Regions from separate parts of the Mus musculus genome. Here region 1 is linked to region 2. Evidence: chromatin loops called from intact Hi-C (ENCODE). Cell type or tissue: gastrocnemius. All regions are shown on one strand.

Evidence for each region. Hi-C counts contacts between places; a loop is a spot of excess contacts. Peaks named below come from ENCODE experiments on the same cell type or tissue, not always from the same donor. Only the 100,000 strongest peaks of a DNase experiment are listed, where the experiment ranks them.
Region 1: a loop joins it to region 2, with 2.4 times the contacts of the local background. A loop is called at or near these places in 2 of 42 quality-filtered maps.

The regions. Positions count from the first base shown.
Region 1 is chr9:31,804,540-31,812,539 of GRCm38, forward strand. No RefSeq gene overlaps it. Among named protein-coding and RNA genes, the nearest start is that of Gm31497, 97 kb to the right of the region's middle. In gastrocnemius, a CTCF peak has its summit at 4,420 (motif pointing left); a DNase peak (open chromatin) is centred at 4,419.
Region 2 is chr9:31,556,139-31,564,138 of GRCm38, forward strand. It overlaps Gm31408 (a long non-coding RNA gene), which reads left to right and starts at 3,560. Exons shown (of 4, transcript XR_379214.3): 1 at 3,560-3,771. In gastrocnemius, no CTCF peak of the experiment used is centred here; a DNase peak (open chromatin) is centred at 3,547; H3K4me3 peaks cover 330 bases.

The sequences.
Region 1 (8,000 bases), 250 kb after region 2:
TGAGAAACATGCAAACCAAAAAAAAAAAAACAAAAACAAAAACAAAACTACATTGAGAGTCTGTCTGACCCCAGACAGGATGTCAATTAACCAAAAACCAACAAATGCTAATGAGGGCATGGACAAAAGAAAACTCTTACACACTATAGGTAGGAATGTAAATTAGTCCAGCCCCAGTGGAGGTCAGCATCCAAGCTCCTCAGAAAACTAAATACAGACCTATGGCATGATGTAACTATGCACTTCCCAAATGACTTTAGCGTGTAGCAAATTGACATAAAACCAGGCATCATGGCATATAATACAGATGACTTAAAAGTAGAAGTGATACTAGCTAGGGGGGCAAAGGAACAATGGAATCAGGAAAAGAGAGCAACAGAGACTTGGGAAAATGTAGGAACTAAAAGGGGACAGGGGAAGGGGGGGAGGGAGGATAGCTCACATCCAGCCAGATCCAGCCAGAGTTCCTCCTATGCTCTGGGCAGGTGGACAGACGCAGGAGGGCTGCCAGACGCTTTCCACTTGGCCCCGGTTGGGCATCTAAGCCACTGACCCCACTCGACGGGGGTTGGGGAGTGAACAACAGGCAGCTCCCAACCAGGGGCCCTGGGGTGACACCCTGTAGCCCCGGGGTTATGGGAGAGAGGGCTGAGGGAGAGAAGTTCCCACACAGGCAAGAGTAAGTGCACCAGGCCTTGATGAACAGAGTCAATCTACGGTTTTAGAGCTTTATTGTAGAAAGGCAGGGGGAAAGAAAAAAGGTGGAGAGAGAGAGAAAGAGAGAGAGAGAGAGAGAGAGAGAGAGAGAGAGAGAGAGAGAGAGAGCAGCCATGGTCAAGAGGTGAGAAGGGGGAAAGAAGAGAGAGAGAGAGAAGAAAGGCTAGAGAATAAGAGGGAAAGAGTGAGAGGAGAGGAGAGGACAAGAGAGGGAGAGGAGAGGAGAGGAGAGGAGAGGAGAGGAGAGGAGAGGAGAGGAGAGGAGAGGAGAGGAGAGGAGAGGAGAGGAGAGGAGAGGAGAGGAGAGGACAAGAGAGGGAGAGGAGAGAAGAGAAGAGGAGAGGAGAGGAGAGGAGAGGAGAGGAGAGGAGAGGAGAGGAGAGGAGAGGAGAGGAGAGGAGAGGAGAGGGGAGAGGAGAGTAAGTGTAAGAAGAGTAAGAGATCGAGGTGGGTCCAAGCGCCCCTCTTATGGTGTTGCTAGGTAATGGGAGGAGTCTAGCCTGAAGTTCAGAAGCTTGGGACATTGTCTACCCTGACTTTTAGCCATGCTTCTCTTGTGGGGGCTGTGGGGGCGGTAACTTCGACAGGATCCAGGGTCCAGGAGACATGAGAGAACTCCTTCTATCCCATGTAGGTGAATTATCCTTCAGTATATGAACAAACATCCTTCCGAAGATAGACATATAAAGCAGGGTCAATGCAGACATAGGGCTACTCTGCCATTCTCAAAAGTATGCCCTCTCAAAGCCCCAAAACATAGGAAAGAACCCTAAACACACACTACTAAAGCATCTGATCTAAAAAGGCTACCACCATATGGCTCCAACTGTGTGATGTGTAAAATAGGTAAAACAATGGAGACAGAGGACCATGGTTGCCAGAGGTTGGAGAGAAGATACAGGAACAGGGTAGCAAAGAGAATTTCAGGGCAGAAAAGGCACTCTACAAGATGGTGTGGCTGGATGCATTTCATGCTTGTGTGTGTTGATTTGGGGAAAGGCCATGGTTCTAGTTAACTGCCTTTCATCCCCATACCACTTATAACCCACTTTGGAAACCAGCCATGGGGATTAGAAAGACATTCAAAAATAGAATGAACTTTACACAGAAGGAGAGAAGTGCAAAGACCTGGCAGCTTTGCCTTGGGACACTCAATGGGCAGGTGGGTGGTTCTGCACTTCCTGGTATTAGTGACCATGGGTGGGAGGGCTGGAGACAGATGGAAGCAACTGTGAATTGTGATTGTTTCTACGGAGATGGAGACTTTCTTACCATTAGGAACTTTGTGGCAATACAAGTCTTGTCCTGGTGAAATTGATGCTTGAGTGGAGCTATAACTGTAGTAACCACCTGGCTCTCCTTATTAAGGATGGGCCCTGAATTCTTACTCATTCACTTATTCAAGAAAATACTAAGTGTCTGACATTAATCAGGGAGGTATCGAGGCTTTGGAGTTATAAAGATAAGCAAAATTAGGCAGTATTTCTACCACTTTTGTATGTACAGTCCAGACAGTGGATGGCATAAATTTAAAAGAATACACATAAATATATCATTGCAAACATGCTTAGTACTTCAAAGATGAGATAAGCAGCAAAGAAAAGAAATGACTGAGCTAGTCTACAAAGTCTATGGCTGACTCCCCAAACCAATAATGTGTGAGGTGAGAGACAGAGCACTGAGCAGAGCTTAACAGGGAAACTCAAGTAGGCAGCAGTGTTTCAGGAGGATGGAAGAGCCCAAGTGACCAATGAAAGATGAGGGGATGATGCTTTCAAAGAGCCCAGAGGAGGCCGATGGAGCTGGAGTTCACAGCAGATGGAAGGAGAGCGGTGGGAGAAGGAGCCGAGAAGGTGGTCCAAGCAAGGCCCTGCCAGACAATAAAGGCCCTGGTAAAGAAGAGGAGAAGGAACGGAGTGGCTTCCTGCATTGCTCACTCAGTTACTGCATGCGTTATAAAGCTACTCACACAGACACAGCAGAATCTCCCTTGGTTATTTTGTTTTCCAAGAAGAATGAGCCTGGGAGAATATTGTAAGTTAATTTGAGGACATGCTGACCTTATGATGTATATTTTCCAGCCACTTAGTACACATGACTGGCAGACAGCTGAGTTCTCTTTGAAACTATGTGTTACAGGCGATAGCTCCTATACACATAATATGCAAGTATAGTAATAAATATACATAATAGAGAAAACCAGAGGACATGCAGAGAATCCAGAGACAGGCAAGCGTGAGTGACCTTCATAGACAAGGGCGAGCCTTCAAAGGGACCCAAGGGAAAGATGGGAGAAAAGATAAGTAGATGTCATCATAGAAGGACCAGGAGTGACAGATGGCTCAAATGTTGTACGGGAAGGTAAACAAGACTGGGCCCAAAAATTACTCCCAGCTTTAGAGACAGCTCTGTACTCAAACTCCTTCGGAGATACGATGAGCCAGGATCCAGGTTGGAGCTCATAAAAGATAGGGAAGTGAAGATAAAAGATAGGAAAGGGAAGAAATCTCAATTCCAGATCCAGACAACTTTCCTCAGAAAGTGGGGCTGGGGAAATGGCAAGATTAATCACCAGAGATAAAAGCATGCTCAAGAGGGTATTTTATTCCTTGCATCTAAATACTAATGAAAAAGATTTCTGTTTCCACCTGTGATGGAGTAACAGAGACCAGATTTACCATCCTGGCTGATATGGCAGCATCAAAACTAGATAAATGTATGCTGAATTATCTCTTATATAAAATGTGCAGGACCAAGAGAGCTTCAGATTGCAGAGATTTTTGGATTTTGGAATATTCACATATACATAATGAGATATATTGGGAGTGAAGCGCAGTCTAAATGCCAACATCATTTATGTTTGTATTAATTTATACTCATAAGCAGGAGGTACTATTACAGAATATTTTCAATATACCTGTGTTTTGACTGTGTTTGACTTGATACATGAAGCCCAATGTACCATTTCTAGATCTTAGTAGCATCATATGAGAATTCCAAAGTGTTGAAGTTTGGAATTTTTGAATTCTCAGATTCTCGATTTTTAGGTTAAGAGTACTTAATGTGTATATGAAAGGCAAAAGGTTTTCTCAGACACCGGACAGAAAAGCAAAAGTAACAAATTTCAGAACCACGGACGGCCACAATTTATGGCCTTGACTGTGTTTCCAGGCTGCAGTGCATGACAGGATGGTGCATATGGTGGGCTAAGTTGAACAGACAAAGCCAAGAACCCAGAGAGACCAATGGAGCCAAAGTTTGCAGCACAGAATATCAATAAGGACAAAACTGCCTGGAAGGGGACCTCCCAGAAGACTGGAATGCCCCGATGAATATCCAACAGAAGAGCATTAGTTTCACAAATACGAGATACTTAATAGATAAATCAGACTAATGATATGAAAGCTCTGTATGCTAAAACTGAAAAAAATTATTGATAGAAACTGAAGATGGCCTGTGTACACTTGAGTGGAGAGAAATGATTCTAAACTATCTATGAGTGTTAATAACTTTCTATTGCTGTGACAAAATACCTTTTAGAAGCAAGTTAATAAAGAGAAGGTTTGTTGAGAAAGATGGAACAGCTGGAATTGTCTCTGCCCATGGTAGCAGGAGCTTGCAGACTGACTTGCTATATCCTGGTGAAGAAGAGCTTAGGGAAAACCTGGAGGCAGGTGTAACCTTTAAGACCTGCCCCCTAGTGGCCCACTCTTGCTAGCTGGGCCAAAGCCCCCAAAGTCTACAACCTACCAGATAGCACTCCACCAGCTTGGACCTGGGTGTTCCAACAGACAAATTTATGGGCAACATTTCACACTCAGACCTTGAAATTCTACCCTTGGCCCTCGCAGGCACATGGCTGTCTCATAATGCAAACGGCACTCAATACAACTTGACAAGAACTTCTCCTAACAGGCTCAATACTATTCAATAGTTCAAAGATTTTTTTCTGAGATTCAAGGTAAACTCTTACCTGTGAATTCCTGTAAAGTCAAAACAAAGCACATGATTTCAATGTATAATGTCACATAATAGATATTTCCATCCCCAAAGGGATAGAGGGAGAATGAGGATAGACAAGACCAAAGCAAACTCAAACCAGGCACGTCATGTCCAGTGTCTGAGGCTCGTGCAGCAGCATCTAGGATATGATGGGCTTGGATAACTCCGTTTATGTTCCTTGCTTTACACAAGGTCTCTCTCTCTCTCGCTCACTCTCTCTCTCTCTCTCTCTCTCTCTCTCTCTCTCTCTTTCACCTGCTCCACTTGATGCCTGCAGCTTTCATGGGGAAATGTACCACATGCCTTGAGGTTTACTCTCATGGCTTTATACATCTGCGCTGTAGGATCTTTCTTCAGAGAATCTCAGCCTACCCTACCATGGATTGCCTGTCACCATTGCCTTTTTTTCTGGAACCTTGATGCAGCCCTCAGTGGCCCTGTATCTGTTGTGTTCTGGTGCCTGCAAATGGAGCACTGAACAGACAGTGTCTAGTTCTGCTGATAGGTTGAGAAGTAGCCAACTCTCTTTGATGCATATTGGCAATGGCCTATGAGTTTCTATGTGGACAAACCAGGAAAATCGCTTCCATTGGTATCCCTGTTCAAAAAGGTGCCCTGGAGGCTCTATTTGTCCAAAAGACTCCCCTTTTAATTAATTCACATTGTTTTTATACCTTGGAGACATCACTGGGTGGGATCTTACCCTAAAGTCACCTTAGCTGCTATCCTAGTTAAGTCTGAAGTGACTCTTTAACTACTACAACCAATTTGTCTGCTCTTTTAAACACCTGCATGTTCATTTCCTTGCCAAACTCCACATCTTTTATAGTTTTATGCTCCATTTTTTTTGCTTTGAAGTCTCGTGATAAATCTGACTGGGAGTAGCAAGTAGGATCTTACCACAATCTAAATCTGTGCTGATTTAATTGTTCCCTCTGCCAAATTAATTATTTAATTATTTAAAAATTAATCTAGAAATTTCAGGTCCTTTACAGAATATAAGATATCTTACCATAATGTAACATAAGTAGCCTCCACTGAATTTCCTTTTAAACTCCCTGCTTCTGCCTCAGAACACTAGCACTCTTCACTGTCCTCATTTCTATAGACGTTATATTCTTCCAGACTCCCACAAGAAAGGCTCAGTAAGCTCTAGCCACAGCTCCACATCCCTCCTGTTAACCAGTTCTTAGAGGCCTGGGACTCCCGTGCTGTTGTGCATTGCAGCCATGGCCCCATTTGTGGGCACCAATTTTCTCCCTTAGTAAGTTTTGTACCACTGTGACAAACACAAAACAAAGCCAAACGAGATACCCGAGAGAGTAATTTAATGAAAATAAGGGGTTTTTTTTTTTGGATAGCAGTTTTAGGATGTATCGTTTCATTGTGGTGGAAAAGGTATGTGGGCTCAGGTGGCTCTGTCCATGGTGACAGGAGCTTGCTGCATGGATTGTTGTACCTGGGCATATGAGGAAGCAAAGACTTGGGAAAAAACTGGAGACTGTAAGCCTTGAAAATCTGTCCCCAGGAGCATCCTTCTTCTATATATGCCAGAATCTCAAAGATTCTATGGCCTCCCAAAACAACGCCACCAGCCAGAGACCAAGTTTTCAGACATCAGTCTATGGGAGGAAATGTCACAATCAAACCATATGACTACTTCAATTTATCTGTATATTAAATGTCATTGCAGTTAAACTCTTACCAAGATTGTATAAATCAACAAATTAATACCAATACACATATATTCTAATGCATATATATGCATTATATATATATGCAAGAATATATATATAATATATATATACACATATACATATACATATATATCCTTGGATTTTTTTCTCAGGAGTCTAGATACAACCCTCAATAACCCTATAACTCTTAAAATCTGGTGCCTGCCAAGCTAGCACTACATGGGTAATGCCTAGCTCTGCACACAGATTAAGAAGTAACCTGGCATCTTTGGTGCATGGCAGCAACAGCCTCTGAATATCTATGTGAATGAACCAGAAATCACTTTCATAGGTAGCCCTGTTCAAACAAGATCCTTCCCGGCACTGTAGGAAAACCACAGGCATTAAATGAAGCTTATCCAAGAGACCAGGTATGCTTCAGGGAACTCTGAGCACACGTGTGTGGCTGTGCATACATATAGGTACATGTGCATGCACGTGTGGAGGCCTAAAGTCAATGTTAGGTACCTTCTTCAGTCTCTTCCTCCATTGTTCTCTGAGGCAGGTAAATGAACCCACAGTTGACAGACATGACTAGTCGAGCTAGTCAGATTGATTCAGGGACCCCTGCCTCTGCCTCCTGAGGGCTGAGATTACAGGTAAGCTGCCACATAGACCTAGCATTTACATGGGTTGTGGTGGTCTAAACTCAGGTCTTCACACTTGTGCAGAAAGTACATAAACAAGCCATCTCCTTGTTTATATGTTGAAAGATCTTAAATAATCACTTCCTGATATTAATTTAAAGAAAAGAAACAAAGAGGCACTGCTACCTTAGTTCAATGATTATTATAAAACTAGAGAAATTAATACAGTGTGATGTTGTTGCAATGATAGAAAACAGACCGGGGAAAAAGAATAGACACTCTAGACATATTATGGACAGCTGAGTTCTGAAAAAAAAATCTAAAAGCACTTAGTGGTCACAGGATAAACCTTATAACAAACAGATGCTGAGCAATTGGGTATCAATATTCAAAAAGAGAAAGACTAGAAGCCAAGAACTTTGTTGTCTTCTTCGTACCTTATATGAAATCCAACCTATAAGCAGATAGAAGGCAAAATGTAAGATCTGTGATCTTAAGATTCCTAGAAGAAAACATGGAAAAATATCTTTGCAACCTTGAGTAAGACAAAACTGTTTTAGATTTGATATGAAAGGTACAATCCACAAAATAATAAGGCATCTGTTTATTAAAAGATGCTGGTGAATAAATGAAAAAGATAAGAGCATTTATAACCTACAAATCTGATCTCTTGAGCACAGAATATGAGAAAACCTATAAAATTCTAATGATAAGAAAACAAGTCAGTTAAAAATGGACCAAATATTCTACAAAGTAAGATATACAGATAGCAGGTAACCATCTGAAAGAAATTCAACACAACTATCCATTAAGGAAATGCATGTTTTTATTAGATATTTACTTTATTTACATTTCAAATGTTGTCCCCTTTCCTGATTTCCCCTCCAAAGCCCCCCATCCCCTCCCTACTCCCCCTGCTCATCAACCCACCCAAACCCTCTTCCTCTCCCTGGCATTC
Region 2 (8,000 bases):
ACTAGGGGTGCAGAATACGGGGAGCTAGCCAGGCAGTGGTGGCACACGCCTTTAATCCCAGCACTTGGGAGGCAGAGGCAGGCGAATTTCTGAGTTCGAGGCCAGCCTGGTCTACAAAGTGAGTTCTAGGACAGCCAGGGCTATATGGAGAAACCCTGTCTCAAAAGTACCAAAAAAAAAAAAAAAAAAAAAAAAAACACCAAAAAACCAACCAAACAAACAAACAAAAAAACCCACCACCACCACCACCACCACCAAAAAAACAAAACCAAAACCAAAACCAAAACAAAAAACAACCAACCAACCAACCAAACCAAACCAAACCAAACCAAAACAGAAAAAGAAAAAAAAAAAAAAAGATGGCAGACAAGTGTAGGGAGTGGACGTGAGGGACGTGGTGATCTGGATTCCGTCTCATCAGGTGACCTCCTACTACTGTTAGCAGCTTCATAGGTGGTCACAGTATCACAGGTTCACTGTCTTTTATACCCTGTTCTCTTGCAGAGTCTCGAGCCTGTCTGAAGTCTGTAAGCAGTGTTTCTGGGACCCCTGGGGGAACATTTTTCATGCTGTGTGTCAGAATGCACAGCTCTTGGGCACCAGTGCTGTGTCACTCTATGGGTGTGTGGAGCCTCTGGCTCACTGAGGTTACAGTCTGCGAATGGAGTTCCCGGGAAGAGGTATGCCTGTCCTGGAAGGCCAGACAAGCTGAGGCTTCCATTCTGCCATGGGCTCTGCATGCAGTCAACTTGTATTTCTGTTTAAAGAGCTCTGGCAGAACATTCCCTGACTCCCCTAGCAAAGACACAGAGCGTATCACCAACATGCCATACCTGGAATTCCTGCATGGTATTCGGCCTCAATTTAAGCACAGATTCCTGTTTCATCTGAAGCCTGGCTGGCCCTCCTGGGAAAAGAGCTAGCCTATCTCTGGCCCTTGTCTATCTTACCTGCCTTTTGCCTCACTGCCAAGGCCTGTCCTTGCCAACCTGTAGTGCTAATTACTCTCTTATCAGATGGCTAAGAAGAGCCGTTTCTAGTTTCCTCCTTTTAGGAGCTATGCTTTTCAAGCTACACCGAAGACAAACACCATGTCTTGAAGTTCCAAGGCTAATAAGGGAAAAGCAACCCCATCTTCTTAGGCCATGGACCCTGCCCCAGATGCGCCAGCTCCCATTCCCAGAGAGCAGCTTATCTGCCCAGAATCCTCAGGTGTTTCTAGTTTGATTTCTATTGCTGTGACAAATACTATGGCCAAAAATAATAGGGAAGAAAGAATCTATTTGGCTTACACTTCCAGTTTATAGTTGGTCATTGAGGAAAGTTGGGGGAACCTGATAGAAGGCTCATTCACAGGCTGTGTTTCTGTTTCTTTAAAGAAAGATTAATTTGTTTGCATTGAGTGCATGTGTGTGTATGTGTGTTTATGTGTGTTTATATGTGTGTCTGTGTGTATATGTGTATATGTGTGTTTATATGTGTGTGTATGTGTGTTTATGTGTATGTGTGTTTGTATGTGTGTATATGTGTGTGTATGTGTGTATATGTGTGTTTATATGTGTGTGTATTTGTGTTTATATGTGTGTGTGTGTGACCACATAAGTGCCTGGTGACTGTAGAGGCCAGAAAAAGTCATCAGATCCCCTGAAGCTGGAGCTAAGGGCAGTTGTGAGATGTCCAGTAAGGGTCCTGGACACTAAACTCAGTCCTCTGTAAGAGTAGCAAGTAGCCTTAACCTCTGAGCCATGTCTTCAGTTCCTTAGTTAGCTGTCTTGTCACTCCCAGGGCCATCTGCCTAGGGGTGTAACTGTTTATAGTGGGCTGGGAATCCTGTATAAATTTGTAATTATGACAACCCCAGTCCCCAGATGTGCTCACAGGCCATTCTGATCTATGGAATTCCTCTATGGAGCCTTTCTTCTCAGATGAATTTAGCTTATGTCAAGCTGACAATCAAAGTGAATGAGGGCACCAGGAGTCAACCCCCTCTAGACTGGTGTGTTGAATAAAGATGCAGTATCGATACACCCAGAGAAACAGAAGCAGTAAAGCATCTATATGTACATGTTCAGTTGCCCCTTTGCTTCTGTGGCTCTGGAGTCAACAGACCATGGACCCGAAGTATTTGAAATAAATCATATTTGTATTGAACATGCACAGCCTGCTCTCCTTGCCGTTATCCTCTAAACGATTCAGTGTAAAAACTACTTAATAGCATTTACACTGTATTAGGTGTTGTATTACAGTACAAGACTATCTGATAGCATTCGCATTGCATTAGATAATTCAGAGATGAAGTTCATGGGAAGCAGGCACAGACCGCATGCAACCAACAGAAGGGACCTGAGCGTCTCTGGATTTGGGTAACCATATTGGTAGAGGGTCCTGGGACTAATTTCTCCTTCATATTGATGGATGGCTCTGTGTGGTTTGAGTGTGTGTGTGTGTCAAAATATTTTGAGAACTTGGCTTCCAAATTTGTCGGGGTGAGAGTCAGGGTGGACTCTAGGGAGGGCTGATCTTGCAGATGGAGTCTGGAGGCTACCCGGGAGGAGAATACTCTGCCTTGAGGCAGGACCTGCAGCTGTTCTTGCAGAAGACCAGGGTTCAGTTCCGCTCCCACATGGTAGCTCACAGCCATCCTTAACACCAGTCTCAGTACCGGTATCACACACCCTCCTCTGGCCTCTGCAGGCACCAGCCACACATACAGTGCCCATCCATACATGCAGCTAAGACGAGTCTCATGCACAGAAACCAAGAATAATTAACATATTATTATTATTATTATTATTATTATTATTAGATTGCAGAAGGTTCTGTAATGGCCTGTAGTCCTCACTAAGGGAAGGGTAACCATCCATAGCTTGTGCAGCAACTATATGACAGAAGTTTGTTTCAAGGCCTTGTGCCCAAGGGGCAGATCATCTTTTGGAGGAGGGTCGGACTCAATCATTCTACAGAGAGGAAAGGATACTTTTCAAAAAAAATACTTTACAGAGTTCTTGTTTTTCATTTGACAAACCCATGTCAGAAATAGTTCACAGCTTCAACAACACCCACTCCCCATTTCTGGGTGAATTTTTTGTTGTTGTAATTTAAAGCCTATTTATTATACCAACTTACTTTATAATATTTGATTTTATCTTATGTGTATTATTTTATTTAAGCTTTGGTTCAGTACTGTAAGTAAACACAAAACCTTCTTTACAGATAAAAAAAAAATCCCCAAAGTTTTGCCGTATTAACTTTCCTAAGCTCAAAAAGTTACGACCAGATTTCAGTCGTTTAACTTGAGAATCCACGTTTTGTTCGTGGCTACGCGAGGTTCGACGTTTATACCTCAGTATGAGACGGAACACACATTATTAAAGAGTTGCGTTTTATTTTCACCCTTGTTTTGTTTCACAGGTACTTAATGAAAGGGAGCAAATTGAATTTCGTTGGCAAGGCTGCAATATGTTATGAACTGTAGATGGTGCTGTTTACACACTTTTGTAATGGGAAACACCTCCTATGACCACCAGGGGGTGCTTGTTGCGCCGGAATAATTAGTTGCTACATCTTGAAGGACCAGGAAATGAAAGCCAGCATATTCCTTCCTCTGTACAGGCGCACACAGCTTCATCTCCCGGGACTCCAAACAGCTAGGTTCCTAAGCGCGTAGGTTTAGTCCACGAGGCACTTCTTACAGCCTGTGCTTGGCTCTCCTGCAGCAGCCAGTGGGAAGCGCAAGAGAGCCTTCATCCCTTCATTCCCTGGTCCTCTGAGGTATGTCTTTGATCCCACACACCCCAGTTCAAGATCATTTCACAATGGTATCATATCCTAGCTTCTTAGTCTTTTTCCATTCTCAGAGGTGAGAGAGGGTGCCAGACCTTGGAAAAGCAGGCATGAAGGGCGTTCCGAAGAAGCTAAGCACAATGAACAACGGGGGCGTCTCCACTCCACCCTGGGATTTGTCTGTCAGTGCAAGACTGCAGCTGAGATGCAGAGATGTAGCCTCTGAACACGCCATCCAGGGCTAGCATGAATTGCTCGCATTGTTTAGATAAACGTGGGATACAGTATGCTAAGCGAAGTAAATTAGCAACAGAAAGTCATAGCTTGCTTGAATCCACTTACCTCAGTGAGGTGTAGGCTGCACTGGCCTCAGTGGACGCTGGAAGCCTATGAAACGAAACGTAAAATTCAGGACATTTTCCCTAAAGCTGTCTTCCATCTGGGTCTGGGTGGAGATAGGCTGAGAGCATCCTCCTTTTTCAAGCCACTCTAGCTAGGAGCCAGGGAGTATGCAGGAGGCCCTCTATTTACCTCCATAGGTATGTGACCAGGAAGCTAATTTCCCAAGGGCAAGAGAAAAGAAGTGGGGGAAATTCTTCAAACAGGAATAGATGTGAACTGGGTCAGAGTAAGTCTGTTTGAATGCTAGAGAAGGATTGCTGAATGGAGAAGAGTCTACACAAGCGCTACCTTTTAAATAGGCTTATTGCAGTGTAACTGATATAAAAACTTGCACATAGTTCTGTGAGCTTGGACATTTGTTACATATGAACCATCTCTGCAGTCAAGGTAAATGCCACGTCCACCATCTCCCCAAGTTCCCTTATGCTTGTCATTTTTGTGTGTGTGATAAAAACACTAAGATGAGATCCACTCTTTTAACATGTTTTTGAGTGCACAGGACCATATCTTAAAACCTTAGGCATTACAGGTGGACAGATATCCAGCCCTTACCCATCTTCTGTAACTGTATACAACCTTACACTTGTTGGTAAGTCCCCACTTCCGTTTTCCAAAGGCTCCAGTGGCCACGATTTTATTTTCTGCTTTCACATGATGGACAGCCAGAGACACCTTCCATAAACCGAGTCCCATAGCCACTGTCCTCCATGGCTAAATCACATCGTATAGCAGACGTGTCACGCGTGATAGGATTTCTTTCCAGAATATACCTGTCCAGGTCTCTGCCCCTTTTGTAGAGAGATTGAAGAAGGGCAGGAAGGAGGAAAACGCAATAGTCACAGACTCGCTCTCTGACACCTTTTGAAGCATGTGTGGACCCTGACAACATCCTGGGCTATAGAGCCAGAAGAACAGAGTACTGGCAGGTAGCTTCAGTGCTCACTGGGGCTGCTTCTCAGTCATGGAGTGTGGGCAGGAAAGCCAACCCTGTAAGTTTGTTGAGAATACCTTACTGTACTGTACTATACTATACTATTCTGCTACAGAGTGGATATGGATATATACCTTCACTTCAAAGTCACATCTGTCCCATGCATCTGAAACTTATACTGTATGCACTTATTCTTCTGTCATCTGGCTAGATCTGCCTACAAATTCTCTTTTCCCCAAGGCTCGCTCACCTTAACATTTGTCTTTAGTACACAACTGAAGAGCAAAACCTAGCCCACAGCAGACACACCTCACTCCACGGGTATTTGCTGAGTGGGGTGGAGGGAGGATAAAAACGCACATCATTTCATATTTTTGAGCTGTATTGACATCTTATTAGAATAAAGCAATTGGTTTGACTCCTTTCTGTTTTACACACACACACACACACACACACACACACACACACACATGCACACACACGGTTGCTATTTAATAAAACCATCCCTCCTTTCCCTACCAGAAGTTCTACTGGCGTTGTGTGTTTCAAACACTCTTCGTCCCATCCTTCTTTTTCCCTCTTACTATTTTTGTCTGCCTTCTTCGTCTGGAGGCAGGGTTTAGTCATATGGTCCAGGCTTGTCTTGAACTCATGACCCCCCTGCATTACCTTCCCCAGTGCTGGGGTTATAGACACATCCCACCACACCTACCAACAGGTTGATTCTTGCAGAGTGGTGGATTCGGGTGACTTCGGTTGCATTTGTAGGTCTGAGATTCTGGTACCTCAAATATCTTCTTTTAAGTTAGCGCTGCAAAAAATGTCAAAACAAGCTTTCAGTGAGAAGGGACACAGACAGCGGGATACTTAACGTGGGGTGCTTAGCTTGCCTAGGTCACAGAGAGTTCTCTTGTCAAGTGGGTTCACAGCTTGCCTGGAGGTCCACCCCAACAAGCAATTCGAAAGCTCAGGCTTTCTGGTCTGGGGATATACTCCATGGGCACATGCACACTTCCTATCTGTCTCACACCTTTTTCCAATTCATGCAGTGGCAGAGGAAAACTTGTACTAACTTGTCAGTAACGGGGGTGGGTGGGGTGGGGGACACAGAGCTGAGCTCAGTGGCAGGCAGACTGTCCTCATGGTGGCTGGGCCATGAGAACAGACTTGGGTAGAGTGTCTTTCTTTTTGAAAGTAAGTGTCCGTGTTCTTCCCCTGAGATTTTTTGTCCCCATTACTTTTTACTCACAAGGGACAGCTTTCCCTCTGCAGCAGTCGGACACATGGCAGAGCATGGGCTGGAAGTTTACTGGGTTCAAATCCTGGCCTTGACTTTTGGCTGAGGCATGACATTAAGAAGTTCACTTTATGCCCGCAGTTAAATCACCTCTTTTGTAACACAGGTCACCTCAAGAGATGGTTGTGAAATGAGATAAGTGGCTCGGGTGCTTCCAACAGCACTTGGCAGTTTTAGGCAAGAGCTCAGCCATCAGGGAGTTGCTGGTCACCTCTGCTTCTCCTCTCCCAGCCTTTGATACAGTTTCTATTTATCTTAAGAGCATGGAGATCTACTGCTGTCACAGTGATACCCAGGGAGATACTGACCAAGATGAGGTATGGTCTCTGTTCTCAAGGATTTGTGATAAGATGTGGAGCCAGAGGCCAAATGCTTAAGCTAAAGAAGAAGGTAGACTGGGGCAGCATGGGATGCTACGTCAGCACCTTAGAGCATGGCGGGCAGCGGCCAGCTAGAGAAGGAAGGTACCGAGAAAAAGTCAGAACTTGATGTGCCACCAAAAGGAGGCGGGATGTGGAGGACAGATTTACGACTTTTCCACCCTGGCCCGCTTTTACTTCTGTGTCAATATGGCAAGCACAGCTTCTACCACTGAGCTCCAGGGTGTGTCTCATAGGTAGATCCTGTGTGAGCTTAGGCCATCACTACCCTTTTAACTGCAAGCAAAGAGGCCAAGGGTCAGGGGCTGTCTCATTCTACTGAGTAACTCTTGCCAGAGCAAATGTAGGATGGCTTCCCCTTCCCCAAGTCTGCAATGCCTCTTCTGTCCCATAGCTGCAGAGGACTTGAGTGAGGTTAAACTCCATTCCCCGGAGCTGGTCTTGCCTCTCCTCAGAAGTCTATGAAGTACAAGGCACTATACATATGCCAGCCTGATAGCAAATAGACACTTGTCTCCAGACCTCAGAGAGAGAGGATTGGTACTTCAGAAGACACACCACTGTTGTATATTGTTGTATGGGACTTCCCCTGGGGATACCCAACACATACATTTACTTACCTAAATAGGGAGCTCGTGACAGACCGAGGTACTGAAGTCCAGCTTGGTCAACCAATGAGTTTTATTGGGGTCACGTAGAAAAGTATGGGCGAGGGCTTACTTACAAGGAGCAGAAATGATTCAGACAGCTGCATCGCCAAGGCCCACCCCAGCATGGGTGACAACTCACACAGCTGGGACCCTGGAGCACACTGAGGACTTTACAGGCAGCTCAACAGGTTGGAGAGGGCTCTTTCCAGGTGCCTCAGCTGGCCGAGCCTCTTCCAGGAAGACACTCTGATCTTGGTTTCTTCTCGAAAGTTGGGCTGGTCTCTGCTTCTCCAGATGGGTCTGGGATTGGCCGAGAGTGACTCTCAATAATCTCTACTGTTTACATATCTGGTTGGGGTAGTGAATCTGGTCAGTTTCAGGGACTTCCTGAAGCTGTTTTGAGATGTTAACCTTTTGTCTTGAAGAACTTCCCTTTAGACTGAGTGTTTCAATCTTGGGAGAAACTGCTCCAGGGTATGCACCCCACTGCCATAAACACACAGCCCTGGAATTTTCTTCTCTTGGCTCTGCCTTTAGCTTTGAAGTGGGCTCAAGCA